2 separate regions of the Homo sapiens genome follow, and region 2 is linked to region 1. The links are chromatin loops, found by intact Hi-C in ENCODE. Cell type or tissue: Calu3. All regions are shown on one strand.

What was found. Hi-C counts contacts between places; a loop is a spot of excess contacts. Peaks named below come from ENCODE experiments on the same cell type or tissue, not always from the same donor. Only the 100,000 strongest peaks of a DNase experiment are listed, where the experiment ranks them.
Region 2: it touches region 1 in a loop (2.0-fold over the local background); 3 of 110 quality-filtered maps call a loop at or near these places.

The regions. Positions count from the first base shown.
Region 1 is chr3:20,322,325-20,324,824 of GRCh38, reverse strand. No RefSeq gene overlaps it. Among named protein-coding and RNA genes, the nearest start is that of SGO1, 140 kb to the right of the region's middle. In Calu3, no CTCF peak of the experiment used is centred here; a DNase peak (open chromatin) is centred at 1,334.
Region 2 is chr3:20,253,900-20,256,399 of GRCh38, reverse strand. No RefSeq gene overlaps it. Among named protein-coding and RNA genes, the nearest start is that of SGO1, 69 kb to the right of the region's middle. In Calu3, no CTCF peak of the experiment used is centred here; a DNase peak (open chromatin) is centred at 1,439.

The sequences.
Region 1 (2,500 bases):
ATTGTGGAGATCTTCAAGGCTGCTCCTCTCATAATGGGCCTAGAGCTCCAAAAGGGCAGAATGGTTTCAGGATATGGCTGAGGGCACCTTCTACTGACCAGGGCCACCTTGCTCTCTGCATTTCAGCACAGTGCTCCTCAGCCACCCCAGCTGTGGCCCAAGTAGACCTGTGTGCAGCTCAGAAAATGGACTAAGACAAACTTTGTTAATAATTTCTTTCTTTTATCTCTGCTTATATGAATAAAATGCACAAACCCAAATGTCTAAAAATAGAAGAATAAAGAACCAAGTTGTGGTCATCCACCAAATGGTGCAAGGATGACAGTCAAGGCAGCCTAAATGTGTTGTCTATGAAGAGTTTTAATAATGTAGAAATATATCAGAATATATTAATTTTAAAAAATATAGAATTTTATAGCCAAATAAATAAGATAGATGATTGATAGACTGATTTATATATGAAAAATAACAAACACAACTCTTGCTTTATCATTAGACATTGTGCATCCTCTCTCTTTTCTGTATAATATGTTCTGAGCATCTCCCCATTTGCACAAATAGTCCTTGAGAATATACACTCTTAAAATTATAGCATAAGATATATTCCTTTCTATGTTATTTTTCTATTAACCTCTGACTCTCTCATTAAGAATTATGTGGCAGAGGATGGAACATTAAATTGGCAAGCTCATGCAGCAAGGCCTCAAATAAATCTTCATTTGAGACAAAGAAGAGTTCAAACCACAAATGCCATGGTCAAAAGAGGACTAGATGAGAGATCTAATAGAGAGAAAATTGGTTACTGGAAATAGGAGGGAAACATTTATATTATAGTCTGGGGTTTGGAACGAGCCAATTTGAAGGAATTGAGACCATTTTCCCACCCCAAATGGGAACTAGAAAACCAGAGTTGCCCTTCTCCCATCCCTTCTGTTCAAGAATCAATGTTACATTAGTTCCCTGAATACCCATATTTCCCCATGCTGCTTTGGTTTTGCATAAGCTGTTCTTCTGCCTTGGATACCCTCCTCCACTTGTCCACCTGGCAGACGCCTCCTTATCATTAAGTGTCACTTGAAAGCTATCTTTTGCATGAGGCTTTCCCTGATTCCCCCAGAGACAATTAGGTTTTCATTTCCCCGGGCTTTGTAGGGACCTTTGTTACAGCCATTGTTAGCCCAAGCTGCGCCATTTTGTCAACCTCCCACCGTTTTGTACACCCTGGCCAGAGTGGAAATTTCCCAGCAGTGGGAAACACATTGTCGGGCAGGTCTCAGGCCCAACTGCCTGGCCATAGGAAATTCTTCCCTTATCAGCAGCTAACCACACCGCCCATCCCATTTTGCAACAATTCCACCTCTCCCAGCTAGACCTGTAACTGCCCCAGTCTGTAAAAGGAGCTCGAGCTCCAGCCACATAGCTGGTGTCCCCCTCCACAGGTTTCTTCGTCCAATAAACCTGTGTTGCTTTTGACCTGCATCCCCTTGTTTCTGTCTCTTTTCTCCATCCTAACAGCCATCATTTTATTGTAACATAACCATTTGCATGTTGGTCTCCTCTAGTAGACAGTAAATGCCTCAAAAATAAGGTTTACATCTCTTTATGTCCTGTACTTAGCATATTATAGATACTGAATGATTAATGAGTAAATAAATGGACAAATAAATGAAATTGTGTAATGAGATGAAGTAGAATTCATTCACTTACTTGGGACCAAAAATAAAGTCCTGAGGCCACAGCAGTTTGAACTGCCTAACTCCTAAAAATTACCAATATTCTCATTTTACAAATAAAGAAACTGGAATTCTAGAAAAATTAGGAAACTTACTCCAGAAAGTAAATTTCAAAAAACAAATACAAATAATTCTCCATTACATGAAAAGGTAAATGCAAATTAAAACCATTTTTTATCTATTAGACTGGCAGATATAGTTTTTATAATAAGCTTTTTTGGTATGGTATAATAGGCACTTTTATATATTGTTGGTAGAAGTGTACATTGGAATCACCACCAATTTGACACTATAGTGGAAATTTGTATCAAGATTACAAATATATGTAACACTTGGACCAGAAAATCCACTTTTAGAAATTTATCCTACAAAAACTCCTATACTAGTTTGAAAGGTTATATGAATAAGAATATTCATTCCTTCATAGTTTGTAGTAGCAAAAGGTTGGAGAAATCTCTGTTGTCTATCATCAGGCTAAACATATTATAATATATCTAGAGCAGTGGTTCTCAAAGTATGGTCCTCAGACTAACAGCATCAGCATCTCCCGGGAATTTATCAGAAATGCAAATTCTCACACTTGAGGGTAGAGCTCAGCAATCTGTATTTTAACAAGCCCTCTATGTAACTTTGATATATATTAAAATTTGAAAAACATTCACCTATAAAATGAAGTACCATGAAGCTAGGTAAAAAAGAGGAAGCTGTCTATGTGCTGCTAAGGCAAGATCACCATTACACAGCACTTTGTTAGGTGAAGAAACTGC
Region 2 (2,500 bases), 68 kb after region 1:
AAGAAAAGAAATTCCAACCAAGAATGTCATATCCTGCCAAACCTAGCTTAATAAGCAAAGGAAAAATAAAATCATTTTTAGACAAGCAGTCATTAAGGGAATTCGCTAGCACTAGACCAACCTTACAAGTACTCTCAAGAGAGTTCTAAATGTGGAAATGAAAGAATAATACCTGTTACCACAAAAACAGACTTAGGTATTATGCATAGCCCAGACTCTACAAAGCAACGACAGGAAAGAAACTACAAAGTAACCACCCAAAAACTTCACAATAGGATCAGAACCTCACACATCAATATCAATCTTGAATGTAAATTGTTGCCATATTTAAAAGGCATTTTAAGTTGGATTAAAAAATAAAAAGGCCCATCTGTCTGCTGTCTTCAAAAGACCCATCTCACATGTAATGACACTCATAGACTCAAAGTAAAGTGTTGAAGATCTATCATGCAAATAGAAAACAAAAAAGAGCAAGGTTTGCTATTCTTATATTAGATAAACAAGACTTTAAACCAACAACAAGGAAAAAAAACAAAGAAGGGCATTAAATTATAATAAAGGGTTCAATTCAACAAGAAGACTTAATTACCCTAAATATATATGCCCCCAATATTGGAGCACTGGGATTTGTAAGACAGGTACTTCTAGACCTATGAAAAGACTTAGACAGCGACACAATATCAGTGGGGGACTTCAACACCCCACTGAAAGCATTAGATCATAAAGGGAGAAAACTAGCAAAAGAATTCTGAACTTAAATTCGACACTGGACCAATGGGACCTAATAGACATCTACAGACTCCTCCACCCATTAACCACAGAATACACATTCTTCTCATCTGCACAAGAAATATCCTCCAAGATTGATCATTATGCTCAGTCACAGAGCCAGTCTCAGAAAATGCAAAAAAAAAAAAGACAAAGAAATCACACCAACCATATTCTCAGCAAAAAGTGGAATAAAAATGGAAATCAATACCAAGAAGATCTCCCAAAATTACACAATTACATGGAAATTAAAGAAACTGCTCCTGAATGACTTTTGTGTAAACAACAAAATTAAGGCAGAAATAAAAAAAATGAAAACACAGACATAACATACCAAAATCTATGGGATGCAGGAAAAGCAGTGTTAAGAGGAAAGTTTATAGTGCTCAAGGAAGTTAGGAAGATCTTTGTTAAATGCTCTAACATCACACCTACAAGAACTAAAAAACAACGACAACAACAACAACAATAAAAACCCCAGGAACAAAGTGGCTGGCAAGATGGCCAAATAGAAAACAGCTCCAGTCTGCAGCTCCCAGTGAGATCAACGCAGAAGGCAGTGACTTCTGCATTTCCAACTGAGGTACCCAGTTCATCTCACTGGGACTGGTTGGACAGTGGGTGCAGCCCAAGGAGGGCGAGCCAAAGCAGGGTGGGGCATCGCCTCACCTGGGAAGCCTCACGGCGTCGGGGAATTCCCTCTCCCAGCCAAAGGAAGCCATTAGGGACTGTACTGTGCACTCTGGCCCAGATACTGCAATTTTCCCATGGTCTTCGAAACCCATAGACCAGGAGATTCCCTCTGATGCCTATGCCACCAGGGCCATGGGTGTCCAGCACAAAACTGAGCAGCCATTTGTGCAGACACCCAGCTAGCCACAGGAGTTTTTTTTTCATACCCCAGTGGCGCCTGGAATGCCAGTGAGACAGAACCGTTCACTCCCCTGGAGAGGGGGCTGGAACCAGGGAGCCAAGTAGTTCTGGCTTGGTGGGTACCACCCCCACAGAGCCCAGCAAGCTAAGATCGACTGGCTTGAAATTCTCACTACAAACACAGCAGTCTGAGCTTGACCTGGAACGCTAGAGCTTGGTGGGGGGAGAAGCGTCCGCCATTGCTGAGGCTTAAGTAGGCAGTTTTACCCTCACAATGTAAACAGAGTACCCGGGAAGTTCAAACTGGGCGGAGTCCTCCTCAGCTCAGCAAGGTGCTGAGGCCAGACTGCCTCTCTAAATTCCTTCTTGTCAGGGCACGACATCTCTGAAAAAAAACGCAGCAGCCCCAGTCACGGATTTATAGATAAAATCCCCACCTCCATGGGACAGAGCACCTGGAGGAAGGGGCAGTTGTGGGCACAGTTTCAGCAGACTTAAACATCCCTGCCTGGCAGCTCTGAAAAGAGCAGCATATCTCCCAGCACAGCATTTGAGCTCTGCTAAGGGTCAGACTGCCTCTGCAGGTGGGTCCCTGACCCCCATGTATCCTGATTGGGAGAGACATCTCCCAGTAGGGGCTGACAGACATCTCATACAGGAGAGCTCTGGCTGGCATCTGGTGGGTGCCCCTCTGGGACAAAGCTTCCAGAGGAAGGAGCAGCCGGAAATCTTTACTGTTCTGCAGCCTCGGCTGGTGATACCCAGGCAAACAGGGTCTACAGTGGACCTCCAGCAAACTCCAGCAGACCTATAGCAGAGAGACCTGTTAGAAGGAAAACTAACAAGCAGAAAGGAATAG